Linked DNA regions of Homo sapiens: region 1 is linked to region 2. Evidence: read pairs that join two places in POLR2A ChIA-PET (ENCODE). Cell type or tissue: B cell. All regions are shown on one strand. Each heading gives the region's core, and the rest is flanking DNA. Links, peaks and the distances in the headings are about the cores only. Region 1 holds the start of ITPKB (inositol-trisphosphate 3-kinase B). Region 2 has its middle 24 kb from the start of PSEN2.

The links. Peaks named below come from ENCODE experiments on the same cell type or tissue, not always from the same donor. Only the 100,000 strongest peaks of a DNase experiment are listed, where the experiment ranks them.
Region 1: POLR2A ChIA-PET joins it to region 2 with 12 read pairs; 4 of 35 experiments call an interaction of 5 or more read pairs at or near these places.

What each region holds. Positions count from the first base shown.
Region 1 is chr1:226,728,559-226,739,477 of GRCh38, forward strand. ITPKB (inositol-trisphosphate 3-kinase B) reads right to left here and starts at 10,724. Exons shown (of 8, transcript NM_002221.4): 1 at 10,483-10,724; 2 at 6,969-9,105. The coding sequence starts at 8,900. RefSeq lists silencers at 8,601-9,050, 10,021-10,260 and enhancers at 9,358-9,857, 10,481-10,730. In B cell, for the core only: no CTCF peak of the experiment used is centred there; a DNase peak (open chromatin) is centred at 5,003; H3K4me3 peaks cover 3,024 bases; H3K27ac peaks cover 3,423 bases.
Region 2 is chr1:226,841,487-226,852,405 of GRCh38, forward strand. No RefSeq gene overlaps it. Among named protein-coding and RNA genes, the nearest start is that of PSEN2, 24 kb to the right of the region's middle. RefSeq lists an enhancer at 9,404-10,138. In B cell, for the core only: no CTCF peak of the experiment used is centred there; no DNase peak of the experiment used is centred there.

The sequences.
Region 1 (10,919 bases), core at 2,924-7,923, 110 kb before region 2:
CTTGTCCCTTGAGGCTGGTGTGCAGTGTGCACTTCTGCTGACCAAGCAATTCATTCCTATCGCTTTGAGTCTAAGCCTTAAAGTAATCCCCAACCCTGCAACTGAACAAAAGGAAACCACTACTACTACACCCCTACTATGTACCAGGTACAGTGCTAGGCACTTTTATAAACATGACATAATTGAACGCTCACCACTCCATGAGGTCACACTTACTCTCCCCATTTTTCAGAGAGCTTGCTAGCCATGTGTAGACTGGAATTTCACCCAAGTCTCCTAAACCCAAGCCTAGCACCCTTATCCCTGTGGCAGCAGTCACAGGAATAAGCAACAAACTTGCATTCCCAGGGCTTGATTCCCTTTCTTTGTTCTTCACCTTCCAGATGGTTCTGTATTTCTTTTATGGGTAGATAATGCAGCAGGGATTTTTTCTCTCCTTCATTCATTCACCCATTCCTTTAACAAATGCTTTAAAAGCATGCACTGTGTTCAAAGCTGAGGTGGATCTGCAAAGGCGAGTAAGGAGCTTATCCACTGAGGAAGTTTGTTAGTTGAAGGGTGTAACCATGGGTCCTGTAATGGTATTGACTATTTTCCACCCTTGCTTTCCTCCTCTGTAAAATGTGGATATTAAAGGAAATGAGGCCAGGCGCGGTGGCTCACGCCTGTAATCCCAGCACTTTGGGAGGCCGAGATGGGAGTATCACAAGATCAAGAGATAGAGACCATCCTGGCCAACATGGTGAAAACCCATTTCTACTAAAAATACAAAAATTATCCGGGCATGGTGGCATGCGCCTGTAGTCCCAGCTATTCGGAAGGCTGAGGCGGGAGAATTGCTTGAATCCGGGAGGCAGAGGTTGCAGTGAGCCGATATCATGCCACTGCACTCCAGCCTGGGTGACAGAGCGAGACTCCACCTCAAAAAAAAAAAAAAAAAAGGAAATGAGCTCTAAAGCCTGTCCCAGACCCAGATTTCGATACTGTTAATTATGGAAGCTATCGAAAAGTTTTTGTTTTGTTTTTGTTTTTGTTTTTGAGACAGAGTCTTGCTCTGTCACCCAGGCTGGAGTGCAATGGTGCAATCTCGGCTCACTGCAACCTCCAACTCCTGGGTTCAAGTGGTTCTCCTGTCTCAGCCTCCTGAGTAGCTGGGATTACAGGTGTGTGCCACCATGCCCGGCTAACTTTCGTATTTTTAGTAGATTTAGTATTTTTAGTAGACGAGGTTTCACCATGTTGACTAGGCTGGTTTCGAACTCCTGACCTCAGGTGATCCATCCACCTCAGCCTCCCAAAGTGCTGGGATTACAGGCATGAACCACCACACCTGGCCTAGTTTTTGTTATTTTTTAATAGGAAGCACAGAGGCCTAACTTCCTAATGAGATCATATATATTTATGGTGTCTGTCAACCAAGGAGACTTGAACTGTATTTAAGATAATAGTTTACTCCTGGAAAAATGGATCAGGGCTGCTGTCTTCACCAGAAAGTTGGGGTGAATGAAGGGGGCCCAGTGAGAAAATGAAGAGCTGTCTGGCAGAACTTTAGCTAGTCAAATTTGACTACAAGGTCAAGGGACCAGGTCAGCAGATTCTTCCAGATCACCAAGGTAGCCCTCCACAGTCAGATGGACCAGACCCATGGGTCTGAAGGAGATGCTGATTGTTTCTGCTCCATGTTGTTTGGGACTGCCTGTAGCACCATCGTCACTTGGTTTGGTAAGTTAACACAGGAAGGGCAACCATCTTAGAACTGGTAATACAAAATCCCAAACAGGCAGCTGCCACTCCACTTTTCAAATTACCAAAGAGTTCATAGTTGGGTTTGGTGTGACTTTTGTTAACAATGAGCTCCCCTGATGGCTGAAAAATACATCTTTCATGATGCCAATTCTACCCAGTGAGGAAAAGAAAAATCACAGCAAGGCCTTGTCATGGAGTTGAGAGTACCATATGCATAAACCTACCATCCCAAGGTCTCCTCTCCCACCAAAATCCACAGAACCTTCTACCCTGAGGCTGCGATCACAACATGCTTTAGAAGACTTCCCAAGTTAATTCTGAACCACCTCCTGATTATCCAAAGTCTGTAGTTTTTTTTCCACCAAGATATAAAATTCTTTCCATTAAATACCTTAAAATTCTACCTTTAGATAACTAAATTGAGACCTGACAAAATAAAATAAGCCTAAACAATGTTGTCAATACTCCTAGGAATATAAATAAACTAGCCAGTACTAATCTAATCTGGAACTGCATTTAACAGGTATGTGCCAACAAAATCAGAAAAGTGACTCTGTAGCAATTCAGCACTTAAAAACAAAAATTCTGAAAATGACTTATGTAACACCTCAAATATATTTCTCTAAAAACACCGACTGACTGGTTTAATGTTTTCTTGTAGTACCTAAAAGCGGGTGAGTCTTGAGCTGTATGTTTTGCAAAGTCTAAGCATTTGCATGATAAGTAGCAACGCTTAGAATCAATCTCTCTTTGTCTGTATACCTCACCTTTACTTGAAAATGTTTTAAGCTGGCTGAATACTTTTATCTTTGATAAGACAAGGTCTTTGAAGTGATGTTTTGGCTCTGTGTGGGCAAGGCCTCAGTTTCTAGACTTCAGTATCTGAGGGGGGACAATGCCCTGCTTTTTGTTTTTAAACAGAATGAATCTTTTACTGTTCAGGTTAATGTTCTGGCATCCTACCAGCTGTCTCTACCACCAGACTAATTATTAATGATAATCTTAGGTATGGTACTGATGATTTATTTTGATGATACTTTTTCAGTATGAAATTACAAAGAGCCTTTCTTATGGCAAAGAGATAGAAGATAGGCAGATCAATCAATTGGTCTCAAGCAAAAGCACAAAAGTAAAAGTGCCCAGTTTTGGCCTCAGTGCCGGAAACCCACACCTAAGAAGTCTTGTCGCATTTTCTGATACCCTAATACAAACACTAGGCTTTAAATCAGATGTCTTCAATTACATAGTCACAGACAGAACTAGATGACCCCATGAGATCATTCCCATACAATACCCACATTTTCAGAGGAGAAAACTAAGCTAGAGAAGCAGAGCCCATGAGTGTGTCCTTGGTTCCCTTTGACTTTCTGAGTGTTTATTTCCTCATCCCCAAACAGATCAGTCATACCCAGAACCCAAAATAAATGACTCGGGGTCCTCCCAGATCTCAAAGCTGCTGAGCCCTTGCCAGAAAGATCCTCTCCATGTACCTGAGAGAAGAAGGGTACCCCATCTTCAGAAAACAGCATATGCAACCTGAGCTCATAACCCCACAAATCTGAGCTTTCAACATTCTCATCTAGAAAAGAATTTTCCACTTAAAAGTATTCACCAACAGATGCATTTTTTAAAGTGCCCCTCTAGGCTTTTAAATTTTAGTTTGGTTTACCCCAAACTAAAATTTTTACACACTTTTCAAAACCACATAAAACCATGTTAAACTGTTTGGATTTTTTACTATGTGTATGAGTTCGTTTTTCACTCAGAAAAAAAAAAGACAACAAAACTAGTCAACATCAAAAAAAAAAAAAAAAAAAGCGAAGGAAACAAAATTCCAATGGCCTTTAAAAAACAGTAAGCACCATGAAGCCAAGGGTTTTGTATTACACTTCTTTATACACCCCACAGGTAATTAGGCCAGTGTTTTTTGTTTTTGTTTTTTGTTTTGTTTTGAAACGGAGTCTCACTCTGTAGCCCAGGCTGCAGTGCAGTGGTACAATCTCGCCTCATTGCAACCTCTACCTCCAGTGTTCAAGCAATTCTCCTGCCTTAGCCTCCCAAGTAGCTGGGATTACAGGCGCCCGCGACCACGCCAGCTAATTTTTGTATTTTTAGTAGAGACGGGGTTTCACCATGTTGGCCAGGCTGGTTTTGAACTCCTGACCTCAAGTGATCCACCCGCCTTGGCCTCCGAAAGTGCTGGGATTACAGGCATGAGCCACCGTGCCCAGCGTTCTTTTGTTTTTTTTTTTTTTGTACATATAACTGACAGAACAATTTTGAAATAAATCAATAAAAATCTATTTTTAAAGTAAGGTACTTTTATATCTTAATACAACATTTTAAGCCTGGTGTCTCAATGGTCCAGATTCTCTTAAACAGAATTATATAGGGAAGTAAACAACCGCTGGTTAATTTTTAGTTGTCAGAAAGAACAAAAGATTGAGCACTATCCTTGCTCAGTGCAATTTGATTTTGTTCAGATCTCAGAGAACAGTAAGCATGAATGTGCCTGAATTTCAGCCATTGCACACTGGGCGTGTAATGCAACTATTTCTGAGCAAATTTCAAGTGTCTGATCCCTACTAAGCAGATATACTGTCACCCCCTGCCTGCACACCAAGTCATACACACTCATTCCTCAGCAAGGATGAAGAAAGCGCCACAGGAGGCCCGAAAGGCTTAACTCTGTGGGAAGGTAGGGCAGCACAGAAACAATCTCAGTGTCTAGTGTGGGTCTGAGGGCCAGGGGTTGGTTATGTGACTGGAACGCTGAACATGCCATTTCAGACCTGTGTGAGTGGGGTGAGCAAGGGGGAACCTGTGTGAGCATAGGAGGGTAAGTGTGAGCATGTGTGAGGGCATGTGTGAGGGCAAGTGTAAGCAAGTGTGAGCAAGCATGAGAGTGTGCAGCTATAGCGTTGTGCAGTAGCTGGACAGACACAGCAAAGTCCAGAAAAGAGAATGCTACATCAGTTTGGTAGAACCTCAGACAGAGCTGGTGGGGCTTTTATCTATCAAACACAGAAAGGCCCAGCCAAAAGACTCACTCCATCAAGATGTCTGGCCTTCTGTAGACAAAATATCTATTGCAGGTAATCAAGTGATTTTTGACCCAATGAGCTGATGTTTGGGTGTCACAGATAAGGCTCCAGCGTAACAATCTGTACAAGAAGAAAACTTTGCTTATCGTGCAAGCACTCAACCAAAGCTCAAAAGTCCCTAGGATCCCATAATTTCCAGTTGGTTACCCACCCTTACCCCCCTACACACACACACACACACCCACCCCACTTCCCACCAGTCTCATGTGATTCAGAGAGCAAAGCCGGCAGGGGATTTTTCCCTGGCTCTGCTCTGCGGGTGTCTGAAAACCTGTTTAAAGGTGGGAGGTAGACTGGACAACAGGCTGGCCTCGTTTCTACCTCTGGATATGTTCACTAACTTAAAAACACCACTTAACCCTCTGGTTTCTCAAATGGCATCGTTCTGGCAAATGGAAAAAAAAGTCACCTGTCGTTATTGATCTCCCTGTTAATTCTCTTCTAGACAAGAGCCGTTTTCAAACATCGGGACACAAACTGTTTTGACAACCAGCCAATAGAAGTTGCTAATCTACCACTAGAAAGGGTGAATGGACAGTCAGGGAACAAGTTAAAGTGACTTTGGCTGTTTCAGCTATGCTTCAGGAGTTCAAAAGCAACTGGGAGGGATGGGACGGGGGACCATCTCTTATTCAGTAGACCTCTAACTGCTGGGCAGAAAGAGAAATCTGGCCCATGCCTTCAGAAAGAAGTATTTCCCACCTGCCCTTGACCACCATCCCCTTCCAGGTGGACCGCTTCCCCCTCTAAAGGTGGTGCGCCTATGCCTGACAGCAGGTGCATAATGCCCAGGGGCCCTGTCCTAGCCACAAAATGCCAGGCTGATTGGGGCGATTTTGCATACACATTTGCCTCCAGATCATCAGCAAAAAGCAGAGTTTCATGAAAAGGAATGCCTGGTCTTCAAAAATCCAGACTGTGATTCGTGAATAGGGAATCAGAGAGGAGTATGTTTTGTGGTCCAAAATACCTTAGTGAAGAATGCAGAGTAGAAACATAAAGCTCCCAGTCGTGGTGGAGAAAGTTATTGAGGTACAGTGAAGAGTATTTGATATTCAAGATGAAATCGGAAGGCTACCTACTATAATAAAATGCAGACTTTCCCCCAATATAGCACAACCACCCCTGGCACACTGAACTAGGAAATTCCCCATGCTCTCTGGAAAAGCTAAGAGAAAGCCCAGACCTTTTCAGAAGTGCTAGCTTCAACTCCTATGTCTTCTGTAAGATACTCTGATCCTCCTAAGAGTAAAAGCAGCCTACAAGTTCGATTAACCATGTAATAGAAATAAACTCCTGTCTACTGCCATAACCAGAACAAGATGTCAGTGTGATGACCCAAACCAGAGGCACGTGAAAACATACCTGAAATGTCAACCTGTACCAACTGACATGTACATCCATTAGGAGGTACCTACTCCGGAGATAACACTCAGGTGCCTATGATACTGAAGAAACCATCTGCTTAGCTCAAAGTATGGTTTTCATTTAATTCATACATCAAACTGCACCTTGGTTACACTGACCACACAAATATTGCAATGGTCTGGCTTAACTTACTGAGGCTCAGTGATTCCTCACCCAGTTGACTGGCCACAACCACATCTACAGGTTTCAGGGTCCTGTCATAGATTCACATCACTCATTTTCCTGGCTTATTAGTAGAGGCTAACTTAATTTGATGATATCCTTGTCAATTTTCTTTGGCCTGAATGAAACACAGAGTTAAGTGTTTCACCTGATCAGACAAAAACTACACTCAGTAGCTCAGTTCACTATCTTTGGGGATTAGTCCAGAAGTTTTTGGTGACATTTATGAATATTATTTTCCCAAGAAGCGTGGTGACCTACATGAAATACTTTTAAAACTTGTTTTTTAAGATATGCATGGAAATAGTAGAAAGACTCAGATTCACTGTCCAAGCTAAAATGCATGGTCAGTGCCTCTGCTTCCACCTCAGCAAACACACCTGGACAGAATTATTCACTGTGACTGTCCCAGGGCCCTGGTCTGAGTTTTCATGACTGTGTAGAAAGTTAAGAAAAAGGGATGCATAGGGCATCAAAAGTCTGCTGAAATCAGCATGAGTTCTGGGCAAATCTCAGAGCAAGACTTACCACTCTAGGTTTCTGCTGGTCCAGGGTATGCAGGAAGGCTGAGTTGGGGTCCAGGGTGCGCTCAGGGTCACTGGAGATGTCCTCCTCTGAGTCTTCGTAGGATGAGGAGAAGCCCGTGGAGGAGGCCGAGGAAGAGGACAGTTTCCTCAGGGGCAGGTTGCCCCGAGGGCTTCCCTGCGTCTCCTCCAAGGCCCCATCCTCCTGGGTGCCCATGTCTGTAATGATGACAGCAGGTATGTTGCTGGGGCTGCAGGCCTTCCTCAGGAAAGGCTTGTCCGGATCTTGGGGTAGCAGCTCCGGACTTGGGAGGGCATCACTGTCCTGCCGCTGGCTTTCCCAAGTCCCCTCTGATTGCACCCCTGTGCCACGCGTCCAAGCCAAACCGGCTTTCTCCATGGTGCCCTGCCAAACCCTGGAGTTCCCAGGCTGCACACCCACCCTGTCCCCAGGAGGGCACTGAGGTTCTTTCAGATCTTTCGCAGCGTCCCAACAGGGCAAAGGCTCCAGCATTCTGCCAGAAGGAATTCCCGCCTCCACATTCCCGGTCCCCGGCTGTGCTGAGGGGCTGCCCCCAAGCAAGCCCAGCGTTGGGGACCCTCCCTCCACTCTGTCGGAGAGCTGCCAACGCCCCCCGCCCACGGGGGCCCCACTTCGGGCCTCCTCAGGGCCTACGGAGGCCAGGGCCCTGGGCAGCCTGGACCAGCTCAGGGAATCAGAGGACTCTGCGCTTTGCACGCTCACAGTCGTCTCCTCTGGCCTTTTGCCCACTTCAGGCTCCCCAGAGCCCGGCATGCCACAGGGCAGATATCCTTTCCCCATCTTCCCAGGGGGTTCTCCATCGCGGGGCCCGCCCCTTTCTGGGGCTGGGCTTGTCTCACTGCCCAGAAACTGCCCCTGCCTCTCCACCAGGGCCTCTGGGGGCTGCAGGTCCTCAAGCTCACGGGCTCTCCCAGACGGCTCAGTGAGGGCAAGATCCTGTGGACGGTGTGGCCCAGTGGATGTAACTCTCGCTGCCACTTCCGTGGCCATCGTTAAGCTAGCTCCGAACAGCCCCAATGAGGGAGCTAGGCAGCTCCGAGTTCCCGGGGTAGGAGAGCCCCTTTTGTCAATTTCCATAGCTGTGGGTGAGCCACAGCGGGGACTGGCAGGGATACCCTTCTCCATCCTTACAAAAGCGGATGGACCCTGAGCCTCTGATCCTGTAGGGGCAGCCCGGCCGGGAAGAGGTGGCATTCCTTTCTTCACCTGCGAGGAGCATAGGCTGGGCCCTCCTTTCCTCCCGGAGTCGGTTCCTGAAGTCTCTGGACATTGCTCCCCCCAGGACTTTGTCCTCCGTTCCTCGCTCCGGGCGCCCTGAACCAGGACCCTTCCAGGGGGCTGACTGCTGCTGCGGAAGGGGCACGGGGAGGGCGAGCGAGCCCTGCCCAAACGCGGGCTGCGGGGCGCTTGAATGGCGGAGCTCTGTGCCTGGATGTGCGCCTCAAACATGCCCACTTTCTGGTTCACCTGCACGTTCTGCAACTCGCGCTGCAAGATCCGCAGCTTCCTCTTGGCCTCCTCCGGCCCTGGCGGGGAGAGGGTACCGGCTGCCACCACCTGCTGCCGGTCCCCTCGCAGGCGACCAGCCCAACTTGGGCTGCTCACGCTACTGCCGCTGCTGCCGCTGCCACTGCCGCTGCTACTATTCAGCCTGCGCCGGCCGCTCCGCCAGCCCCCGGGGCTCCGGGGCTCCTCGGGGGACAGCGACTCGGCTGGGGGGAAGAGGAAAGAGGCGCCTCTCCCGGGGCTGAAAACGCTGCCGGGGCTCAGCACTGCCCTCCTCGGGGGCGGGGGCGTCTCGCTGCCACTGGGCCCCGGGCCGCCGCCGCTCTTCATCTCGTTGGCGCTATTCATGATCACCAGGCTATTGAGCGCATAGCAGTACACAGCCATAGTACTGGGTCCCGCGCTGCCCGCCGCCGCGGCTCCCGCTCCTGCTCCGCCGCCGGCGCCTCCTCCTCCCGGCGCTCCCGGCTCAGCCCCGGAGGCCCGGCAGCCGCGGCTCCGCGCGCAGATGGGGCGGCATGGCCTGGGCAGCGGGCTGGGGGCACGACCGCGGGCTCAGCCCCCGCCCAAAGCTCCATAAACAACCGTGCGGCTGTGGAGATACAAGGAGAAAAGTCAGGACCCTGGAGGGCGCGCGGGGGGAGTTGGGGGTCGCCTGCAGAACCCAGAGAGAGCCCCGGGAACACAATCTATCCGGGACCCAGCGCCACCGGACATCTCACCTATGGGGACGGCGAGGCTCGGCGAGGGCATGCCCCGGCTGCCTCGGTCGCCAGCGCGGTTTCGGGTGTGCTTCCCCGCCCCCCACCTCGCCCCAGGCTGCGATGCGCTTTATGAGGTCCCTTCAAATCCCAATCCTAATACTCGTCTCGCGGACCGGCGAGAAGCGAGGTCCAAGTCCTTGGCTCCTAAGTATGCTGTGTGCGGGGCGCGGCTGACTCAGCTCTCCCGGGCTGAGGACACCCCAGCCACCGTCTCCGGGTCTCCCCAGCCTGAGCAAACATTGGCTATCCAGGGCAACCCGGCAGCCCTCGCCCTGGGCTTCAGGGTCTCCCTGCTCCACCCTCTCGGGGCATCAGAGACCGACCGGCTCGGAGGGAACCTAAGCGGGACCTGCCTTGCCCGAGCCGCTGCCAGCGCCCGGATCTGGGAGGGCGCCCGCGTGCCCGCCGTTTACCTTCCTGACCCTAGCCTTGGGGCTGTGTCTCTCGGCCTACGAAGGCCTGGGCGGGCAGCGGGGCCGCAGCCGAAGCATTTTTCAGGGCTAGCCTTGTCGCCTATCCCTAGACAAGTGTTTTGTGAGTGTGGGCGCACCGAGGTTCTACACGTTCTCTTTACCGGAACCAGTACTTGCTGCCCCCCTGCCGTCGTCCCCTATGGGGGGGTGTCTGTGAGTGTGTGTGTATACACGCGTGTGTGTATACGCCGCACGCGCGCGGAGCGAGTCCGCTCTCAGCGCGCCCTGTTGCCGAGGACGCGACTGCCCCTGCGGGCTCCCGGACCCGCGCCCACTCGGAGGAACTTAGGGGCGTGCATGGCTGCAGCCGGGCAGCAGCCCTAGGTGCACAGAGCCTCTAGCTCTGCAAACCTCCCAGGAGCCGGCGCTCTAACACCCCAGGGCAGCGCCGCGGAGCGCAGGGCTTCTCCGCATCCCGGGCAGCCTCGCCCGGCGCCAGCAGAGCCGCCCCGAGACCCCAGCCTGGGGACTCCTGGAGCGCGCTGAGGGAGGCGGCGCGGAGTGAGCGGCCCGGAAGGCGGGTAGGAGAAATGCGGAGACCTCGTCTCTCCCTATTTTCTCCCCACCGCCACTCCATGTCACCCTCCAAAATCAAACCCCCTTCCCTGCCTCCCCAGCCCACCCCTTTGCCCTGTTTCGGAACCAGGAACGCCGAGATTCGCTCCAGAGCAGAAAGTGAGGGAAAAGAGGGTTGTTCAGAGGCGAGAGCCATTAAAAGGCCGCCAAACTTACCTGCAGTTTCTCAGATTCTCAGGTCCTGTGTAGACTACATGCCCAGAGGCGCAAACCTCGTAGGGACGAGATGGCTTTAAAAGTAAAAATGCTCAGAAATTATTTTCTCACAAGCTATGGAAGACAAAAAAGAGGAGTGCGAAAGAGGGGGGAAAGCTCTTCGGTTCAGGGGCCCGGCGATCCCGGCAGTGGCGACGCCAAGCCGGCCCTGCACGCCCTTTTCGACCGTGGAGATACTGCCCCTGTCAGTGTCTGCTCCGGGCTACTTCAGTGTTTGTTCAATGCACGATTAAAAAAAAAAAAAAGAAAGAAAGAAAAGTTGTTGGGGGGGGGGGTAGTGGAGGAGGGAGGAGGGAGAAAGGCGGAGGCTTGGGGGAGGAAAGCAGGAAGGAAGTTGTGAGCCTGTCTGGGGTTGAACTCAGCGGAACAAGTTTTTC
Region 2 (10,919 bases), core at 4,533-9,532:
AAGCTTAAATTACACGGAGAAAAATACCAAGGAAAAGACAACATAAACATTTTTAAAATCTTTATTATTTATTTTAAGATATCCTATGTTTACAATGGTCAAGAAAAGAGGAGATAAAATACGTAGTTAAATGTATCGTATTTTTTCATCTTTAAGTAGAACTTACTTTTCAGTTGTTGGGATGTCCATCACAAATATAAGTATGCACCTGTATACTTACGCATTATTATACAGTAAATTAAAATTTACATGCAGTGAAACACACAGCTGTATGTTGAATATACAAGATACATTTGGATTTGGATAAGTGTATACACCCACATAACCACCACCCAGACAAAATATATTCTGTCATCTGGAAAGTTTCCCAGTATTCCCTTTCAGTTAATCTTTATCCCCCCAGAGGAAACCACTGTTCTGATTTCTATCTTGTAGATTAACTTTCCCTGTTCTTAAACTTCATATAAATGAAACCACACAGTAGACATACTTTTGTGGCTGTCTTTTATATATATATATATATACACACACACACACACACACACATATATACACATATACATATATACACATATACACATATATACACATATATACACATATACACATATATACACATATACACACACATATATATACACATATACACACATATATACACACATATACACATATATACACATACACACACATATATACACATATATATACACACACACACATATATATATATATATTTTTTTTTTTTAAGAGACAGGGTCTCACTCTGTCACCAGTGATCACAGCTCATTGTAACCTTGAACAACTGGGCTCAAGTGATCCTCCTACCTCTGCACCTGGACCACAGGCGCATGCCACCACACTGGGTTAATTTTTTTCTTAATTATTATTATTTTGAAATGAGTCTCAGTCTTACTTTGTTGCCCAGGCTGGAGTGTGATGGTGCAATTCTAGCTCACTGCATCCTCTGCTTCCTAGGTTCAAGCGATTCTCCTGCCTTAGCCTCCTGAGTAGCTGGGATTACAGGCACCCACCACCACACCCAGCTAATTTTTGTATTTTTTAGAAGAGACGGAGTTTCATCATGTCGGCCAGGCTGGTCTCGAACTCCCGACCTCAAGGGATCCACCCACCTCAGCCTCCCAAACTGCTGGGATTACAGGTATGAGCCACCATGCCCGGCCTACTTTTCCATTTTTAATTTTATGTTTACTGCTTTTCTTGTGACTGCTCTGAGAAAATTTGTCCTATTCCAAAGTTATGAGAATATTCATCTAAATTTGTTCTAGAAGCTTTATAGTGTTAGCATTTAGATTTATGAAATAGGGGGGCAAGGTTTATTTTTTCCCGTACATTGATTCAATAGTTCCAGCACCATATTTGTTAATGAGACTTCCTCTCCCTATTGAATTATCTTGATATCTTTGTCAGAACTCAAGTGACCATCTATCTATGGACCCTCTTTTTTTTTTCTTTTTTGAGACAGAGTCTCGCTTTGTGGCCCAGGCTGGAGTGCAGTGGCACGATCTTGGCTCACTGCAACCTCCACCTCCCAGGTTCAAGCAATTCTCCTGCCTCAGCCTCGCGAGTAGCTGGGACTACAGGCGCGTGCCACCATGCCCGGCTAATTTTTTGTATTTTTAGTAGAGACGGGGTTTTACAATGTTGGCCAGGATGGTCTTGATCTCCTGACCTTGTGATTCCCCAAGCCCTGGCCTCCCAAAGTGCTGGGATTACAGCTGTGAGCCACTGCACCAGGCCTTGTAGAAATCTTAAAATCAGGTTCTGGCCAGGCAGTGTTGAATAGGAGCAAGAATAGACATTCTTGCATTTTTCCCGATCTAAGAGGAAAGCATTCAGTATTTCACCAGTAAGTATGATACATAGCCTTTATCAGAATAAGAAAATTATCTTATATTCCTGCATTTCTGAGAATTATTATGAATGAATATTGAATTTTGTCAAATGTTTTTCTGACATCTACTGAGATGATCATATGGTTTTTCATTATTCCATTCATAATTATATTGATTGATTTCCAGTATGAAATCAACCTTGCACTCCTAGGATAAACTCCTTTTGGACTTGAGGTATTGTTCTTTTTATATATTGCTGGATTCAAGTTGCTAATATTTTGTTAAAGATTGGTATGTCCATGTTCATGAGGAATATTGGTATGTAATTTTCTTTTCTTCTGGCATCTTTGTTCTATTTTGATTTCAAGACAGTTTTTTGCTGTTCTCATCAAACAAATTGGAAACTATTCCTTCCTGTTTCACTTTCTGAAAGAGTTTGTATAAGATTGGCATTATTAATTTGTCCTTAAATGTTTTAAAGAATTTACCAGTGGAACCATCTGGGCCTGAAGTTTTATCTGTGGGAAGGTTTTAAATTAGGAAGTCAGTATCTGTAATAGGCAATACCTATTAAAAGGGACAATTTAGATTTTGTATACTCTTGTGTCAGTTTTGATGATTTGTATTTTTCAAGGAATTTTCTCATTTCATCTAGGTTACTGAATTTAATGGCATGCCATTATAATAATATTCATTTTTTATCTTTTTGATGTCTGTAAGATCTATGATGATATCCCCCCTTTCATGCTGATATTGATAATTGATATTTTCTCTTTTTCTTCATAATCGGCCTTACTGGAGTTTATCAATTTTATTAATCTTTTCAGAGAACTAACTTCTGGATTTGTTAATTCCTTGTTTGTATTGTGTTCACTTCTGTTCTTATCTTTATTATTTCCTTTCTGCTACTTATTATGGGTTTAATTTGCTTTTCTTTTCTAGTTCTTAAAGTGAGGTTTGGATCATCATTTTAAAAATGTTATTCTTTTATAACACTGTAAGCATTTAGTGCTATAAATTTTACTCTAAGCACCGCCTTAGCTACAGCCCTTAAATTTGCTATGGTGGATTTTCACTCAGTTTGAAATATTTTCTAATTTCCCTTGTGGTTTCCTTCTTGTTCCATGGATGCTGTTTAATTTTCAAATATGTGGGGCTTTTCTAGTTATCCTAGTATTGATTTAATAAGAACCAATTGTTGTCATAAGAAAACATACTCTGTAAGATTAAAACTTATTCCTGTAATCCCAGCACTTTGGGAGGCTGAGGTGGGCAGATCACCTGAGGTCAGGAGTTGAAGACCAGCCTGGCCAACATGGAAACCCCGTCTCTACTAAAAATACAAAAATTACCCAGGTGTGGTGGTGTGCACCTGTAGTCCAGGCTGCTTGGGAGGCTGAGGCAGGAGAATCGCTTGAACCTGGGAGGTGGAGGTTGTAGTGAGCCAACATTGTGCCATTGCACTCCAGCCTGGGTAACAGAGGAAGACTCCATCTTAAAAAAAAAAAAAAAAAAAAAAAAAAAGGCCAGGTGCAGTGGTTCATGCTTGTAATCCCAGCACTTTGGGAGGCTGGGGCAGGTGGAACACCTGAGGTCAGGAGTTCGAGACCAGCCTGGCCAACATGGTAAAACCCTGTCTCTACTAAAAATGCAAAAATTAGCCAGGTGTGGTGGCGTATGCCTGTAATCCCAGCTGCTCAGGAGGCTGAGGCAGGAGAATTGCCTGAACCCGGGAGGTGGAGGTTGCAGTGAGCCAAGATCGTGCCACTGCACTCCAGCATGGGCAACAAGAGCAAAACTCCATCAAGAAAGAAAGAAAGACAGGAAGGAAGGAAGGAAGGAAGGAAGGAAGGAAGGAAGGAAGGAAGGAAGGTAGGTCAGTCAGGAGGGAAGTCAGGAAGGAAGGAAGGAAGGAAGGAAGAAAGAAAGGAAGAAAGGAAGAAGCCCCTCTAAAAAATGGAAATGGCAAGGAAGTAGATTTTTTTCCCTAGAGCCTCCAACAAGAGCAAGGCCCTGGTTTGGCCCAGTGAAACTGATTACAGACTTCTGACCTCCAGAGCTGTAAGGGAATATATGTGTGTTGTTTTGAGCCACTCAGTTTATGGTCATTTGTTATAGCAATCATAGGAAACTAACACATGTTTTGGCATCTGAAAGTGGGGTGTTGCTGCAACAAATACCTAAAAATCTGGAAGTGGGGTGCTGTTGTAAAAATACCTCAAAAATGTACCTGTAGTGCCAAGTATTTGGGAGGCTGAGGTGGGAGGCTCACTTGAGCTCAGGAGTTTGAGTCCAGCCTGGACAGCAAGACCCCTATCTCTTTAAAAAAAAAAATGGAAGTAGTTTTGGAATAGGGTAATAGGGCTGGAAGAATTTTGAGAAGCACAATAGAAAAAGCCTAGATTGCTTTAAACAGACTGTTATCAGAAATATTGATTTGAAAGATTCTGCCAGTGAGGGCCAGGAGGAAGTGAGAAACACAGTATAGAAAGCTTGTATCACCTCAGAGAATATCTATATTGTCATAAACAGACTGTTAGTAAACATGTGAACATTAAAGGTGCTGCTGGTGAAGGTTCAGAAGGAAATTATTGGAATTTGGAAGGAAGAGGGTCCTTGTTATGCAGCAGCAGAAACTTTTGCTGAATTGTGTCCTGAAGTTTTAGGAAAATAGAACTTGTAAGCAATGAACTTGGTATTTAGCTAAGATTTTCAAGCAAAGGGTTGAAAGCATAGGCTGGGTTCTTCTTGCACCTTATAATAAACTTTAACAGGTAAGAGATAAAATGAGGGAAGAGGCGGGGCATGGTGGCTCACACCTGTAATACCAGCATTTTGGGAGGTCGAGGCGGGTGGATCACGAGGTCAGGAGATGGAGACCATCCTGGCTAACACAGTGAAACCCCGTCTGTACTAAAAATACAAAAAATTGGCTGGGCATGGTGGCAGGTGGGGCCTGTAGTCCCATTTACTCAGGAGGCTGAGGCAGGAGAGCCACTTGAACCCAGGAAGCGGAGGTTGCAGTGAGCCGAGATCATACCACTGCACTCCAGCCTGGGCAACAGAGACAGAGCAAGACTCTGTCTCAAAACAAAAAAAAAAAAAAAGAAAAGGGGGAAGAAATGTTAAGCAAAAAGGAAGCAAGGCTTGATGATCTGGGAAATTCTCAGACTCTCCAGATTGCAAAAGATGTTAAACTTCCAGAGATACACTGTTAAGAAAGCGGGCTCTAGATTGAAGGCCAAAGGTATGGCTAGACAACCTTTTCTAGTGCTGAAGAGATCACATATGTGATTCATGGAGTCCCTCAACCGTTTTAGCAAAAGCCATGAATAGAGATCGAATGGTCTATGGAGGAGCCTTTTGTTTAATGGAGTAAATCTCTGTGACATACACAGGAGACCACTAAGGTTTTTGAGAGTATTATAACAGCAGCACTGTCAGCTTGGACTGAAAGGGATGGACAGAGAATGAAATGAAAGAAGACTGTCAGAGTCCCAAATTCTACAGGCAGGAAACAGGCTGATAAAACTGCTCAGCTGCAAACATATGCTACCGTTCCAGAAAAAGAAAGATGACTTTGAGGTGGGGTGCCTTGGGCCCAGAGGGTGGAGTCTCAAGCCACAGAGAATTGTTTCCAGGTCTTGAGACATAATGGAGTTTGCTCAGTTGGAATTCAAAATTGCTTGAGGCTAGTGATGACTCTTTTCCTTCCATTTTCTCCCTTTTGGAATGAGAATATCTACAACTGTTATCCTGTGCCTGTCATGCAATTATGTATTGGAAGCAAACCATTTGTTTTCTAGTTTTACAATTCCACAGATGGAGAGAGATTTTGCCCAGGATGGACCATGCCCAAAGTCTCCTCCACACCTGATTTAGATTATATGGGCAACGAGATTTAGAACTTTTGAGCTGATGACACTTAGGTAAGATTTTGGGCTTAAGTTGATGCTGTTAATGGGTTGAGACTTTGGGGGATGTTGGGACAGGGTGAATGTTTTTTGCATGTGGGATGGATGTACAAAAGGAAAGTATCTTAGGCCCCTTCAAGCTGGGAACCACTCAAGGCAAATCTGCCTCCCATTCTATTCAAAGTCATCCCTCTGCTCACAGAGATAGATGCATAGTCTGATTACCTCACATGGAAAAACTTATCAGAAACTCAAAAGAATGAACCATTTGTATCTTACCTATCTGTGACCTGGAAGCTCCTTCCCCACTTTGAGTCCTCCTGCCTTTGTTTCAAGTTGTCCCGCCTTTCCAGGCCCAATCAATGTACCTCTTACATATATTGATTGATGTCTCATGTTTCCCTAAAATGTATAAAACCAAGCTGTGCCCCGACCATCTTAGGCACATGTTGTCAGGACTTCCTGAGGCTGTGTCAAGGGCATGTCCTCAACCTTGGCAAAATAAACTTTCTGAATTAACTGAGACCTGTCTCAGATTTTCTGGGTTCACATTTGCTGAACCCACATTTCTGGGTTCACCATGGGGGATTCTGAGTGGAGATACCCCTGACCTTTGACGAATCTCCTATCAGTGCTTGGTACCAGCATGAGCTAACTTTATGGCCCAAACCAATAGGACAATTTGCTGAGGTCTGAGAGCATCTCCTCCAGAGAATCCCTGAGCTCCCAAAATTTGGTCAAGATCTAAAGTTTATTTCGTATTTTGTTGTACAGCTCCTCTTTTTTTTTTTTTTTTTTTTTTTGGAGTTTTACTTGCTTCCAAAACAAGGAAGGCAAGTTTTTCCTGCTTCCATGATGATGGAAGGCAGGTAACTCCTTTATGGAGTTTGAGCTTGCTTCCAACAGAGAACATAAGGTTTTTTTGTTTTGTTTTCCTGCTTCTAGGATGGTAGAGAGCAGTCTACAGCCTGAGACCCATCACTAGGTAAGAAACTGGTCTGGGATTCTGTCTTGCAAATTCCTTTTAAAAAATTAAAGTTAGCATTAACAACCAGCTGGTGTTAATTTCTGCTTACACTTAGAGCGCTCAGAAATCATAGCATTTGTGTGATCATTGTTAGATTTACTTCATGGTTTTGTTGTTTCTGTCTTGGTCAAATCCGAAGGGGAACTCTAAATTATGAGGAACAAGACCTTTAAAGTGGGAGAAAAAATGGCCAGCAAAAAAAAAAAAAAGAGGAAAGATTTTTGATTTTGACTACTAAATGGGCTTTATTTACATAACAAGGCCACCTTTTTGCCAGCCAGCCCGCCCAAACTGAAAGAGCAATGGTTGTACTTCTGAAATAGCAGCATTTTGTCCTAGCTGAAACATGGTAATAAGATTTTTAAAAAATTTTGTTAAGGAGCTCAATGGTTAAAACTCAGCTTAATTAGGCTGGTCGCGGTGGCTCACGCCTATAATCCTAGCACTTTGGAAGGCCGAGGCGGGCGGATCACCTGAGGTTGGGAGTTCAAGACCAGCCTTACCAACATGGAGCAATCTCATCTCTACTAAAAATACAAAATCAGCCGGGCATGATGGCGCATGCCTGTAACCCCAGCTACTCGGGAGGCTGAGGCAGGAGAATCGCTTGAACCCGGGAGGCGGAGGTTGCGGTGAGCCGAGATCGCGGCATTGCACTCCAGCCTGGGCAACAATAGCGAAACTCTGTCTCAAAAAAAAAAAAAAAAAAAAAAAAAAAGTCAGCTTAATTAAAAGGCTAACATCCAAGATGTATGTGTGCATGTGTGCATGTTTGTATTTGAAAGGCCTTCATGTTTTTGGTTTCAACATTTGTTTTTCTATTCTAAGACCTTGTCTTTTTTTGGAGTGCAAGTTTTTTTTTTCCTTTTCTTCTCAGTTGACTGAATTCTGTTTTCACCTGATTTTTTGACTAAAATAGCTATTGCAACAGAGGCTAGTCTTGGGTTTTTAAGGAAGAGTGTAGTTTAATTTTATGTTTAATTTGGCTCAGAAAAATTAAAAGCATCTCCCTCTAGCACCACCAGACTTTTTCTCTCTGTACCTTATGATGTACATTCCGCTCTTTGATTTTCACCTGAGCTGTTTCCTTTAATGTGCAAATTTAAGGCTATTTAGCTGACAACTGCCTAGGGTTGTAAAATAGGTTATCAAGGATCTGAAACTCTAAAATGGTGGGGAAGAAAGGGGGGCTGTTTATAAATCACAAAATGTACTTCCATCAGCATGTCTAATGTGTTTATGTGTTGTATTTATGTGTTGTGTACACGTTTCACTACTAAAAATACATGAGAGCTCTAATTAATTGGCTAAAAGAAAAATAAAAGCACTTAAATCAGATACTAAAAAAGAAAAGACTAGTCAAATGCTTTTTCAAGTTTATGTAACAAGTAAAATCTTTAATAAGCTAGCTTTAAAATTATTGGTAAAGTAACATTAGAAATTTCTTAAGAATTGCCACCAAACATTTTTCGTTTGCATTTATTAATCAGGCAATTTCATACTTATTTCTGCCAAATACTATAAAGGTGTTAAAATTTGGCATAGGGGTTACAAAACTATAAACCCAGCTCAAAACAAATGATCTTTGTGTAGTTTTTAATAAATAAGACATTGATATTGGTTTAATGAAAATAGCTGCATCTTAAATTTAGTAAGATTACCATACCTTCTAATCTTGTGGCTTTTAGGTAATCTAGTACACAGGGAGTAAGGAGGTTTGTTTTGGGAAAAGGCTGTTATTGCCTTTGTTTCAAAACTAAACTATAAACCAAATTCCTCCCAAAGTCCAGGAATGAACAGGCACAGCTTGGAGATTAGAAGCAAGATGGAGTTAGTTAGGTCATATCTTTTTCACTGCCTCAGTTATATTTTTGCAGTGGTGGTTTCATGACTATCACAGTTTTCATAAATAATCTAAGTAAACAATTAAAGTAAAATAAGTAAATGTAATGGAATAAATACTTGTAGGCAAACTTGTCATAGTTTAGAATATAAAATTATATATTATAGATATTTCATTATTTGGGTATTTTCTTTTCTTTTCTTTTCTTTTTTTTGAGACGGAAGTCTCGCTCTGTCGCCCAGGCTGGATGGAGTGCAGTGGCGCGATCTCGGCTCACTGCAAGCTCCGCCTCCTGGGTTCAGGCCATTCTTCTGCCTCAGACTCCCGAGTAGCTGGGACTACAGGCGCCCGCCACCACACCTGGCTAATTTTTTGTATTTTTAGTAGAGACAGGGTTTCACCGTGTTAGCCTGGATGGTCTCAATCTCCTGACCTCATGATCCGCCCGCCTCGGCCTCCCAAAGTTTTGGAATTACAGGGGTGAGCCACTGCGCCCAGCCTATTTGGGTATTTTCTAATAAATAGATATTGTAGGAAAACCAAGTGTGTCCTTTAAAAAAATAGGTGAATAAGTTTTGTCTAATTCAGTTTATTTAAAGGTTATGTATAAAACAAGGTAAAAGGAACCAGGAAATAAAAAAATATGTAAAGAAAGTTATAAAAATAAAGAGGTATTTTTTGCGGTTAGAAACCTTAAAGAGAAATAATTTTATATGAGAAAGAATCTTGTATGGTAAATTTAGTCCTAAAATAAAATGACTGGTTGTTTAAGAAGGAGGGATATTCAGGATAAATCAGGAAGTATAAGTGTCAGAGGCATGTGAACCAGAGCAACTCCATCTTGAATAAGAGCTGGATATAATGAGGTAGAAACCTACTAGGCTGCATTCCCAGATGGTTAAGGCATTCTAAGTCACAGGATGAGATAGGAGGTCAGCACAAGATACAGGACATAAAGACCTTGCTGATAAAACAGGTTGCAGTAAAGAAGCCGGCCAAAACCCACCAAAAACAAGATGGCCATGCTATCTTGCTACACTCTGACCAGCGCCATGACAGTTTACAAATGCCATGGCAACATCAGGAAGTTACCCTATATGGTCTAAAAATGGGAGGCATGAATAATCCACCCTTGTTTAGCATATCATCAAGAAATAACCATAAGAATGGGCAACCAGCACCCCTTGGGGCTGCTAAGTCTATGGAGTAGCCATTCTTTTGTTCCTTTACTTTCTTAATAAACTTGCTTTCACTTTACTCTACGGATTCGCCCTGAATTCTTTCTTGCACGAGATCCAAGTACCTTCTCTTGAGGTCTGGATTGGGACTCCTTTCCTGTAACCCAAGTATGTCATGAACAGTCAGTGTAAATCACAAGATGATTTATTTTTTAAAAAAATGTTAATATGGATCAAATTGTCATATTATTATCAAGTTTCGGTTTGCTTAGAAAAAAACTGAGAAAAAAATTTTTCTAAATTAAGGTTATTATATCCATGTACCTCCTTGTATGTGCTTTTAAAGTCCTTGTGACATTGAGTAACAGGGATTCAACTCCTGGGTCTAAAAAGGACACCAAGTCCTGCTAAATCTTAAACACTGACAGCCAATTAAAGCCCTATCTTCAGGCCCTGTAGAAGATGCCAATCAAAATAAACTGCATTCTTGAGACACAGGGCAAGAAATTAAAGCTATTCAACTCCTCAAGGCCCAGGGACTATCGCAGAAGAGGTGGGCACGTATGATTGTGAGGGCTGATTTTGAAAGGTAAAATAAGTTCAGGTTTTCTATAAATTAATCATTAATGTTAAAGGCACACAGATGCAAAACCAGCATATGGTCCCCTGTGTCAGATTAACAAGGGTTTTTTTTTTTTTTTTTTTTTTTTTTGAGATGGAGTCTTGCTTTGTCTCCCAGGCTGGATGGAGTGCAATGGCCTCATCTCAGCTCACTGCAACCTCTGCCTCCTGGGTTCAAGCGGTTCTTCTGCCTCAGCCTCCTGAGTAGCTGGGATTACAGGCACGTGCCATCACACTCGGCTAATTTTTATATTTTTAGTAGAGATGGGGTTTCACCATGTTGGCCAGGCTTGTCTCGAACTCCTGACCTCAGGTGATCCGCCTGCCTTGGCCTCCCAAAGTGCTGGGATTACAGGCATGAGCCACCGTGACTGCCCTAACAAGGTTTTCTTGAAGTATTAACCAACTCCTTAATAAAGGTTGTAAAGGTTATAAAAGGCTTATGGAAGCTATATCATATGGTCAAGATTAAAATTTTAT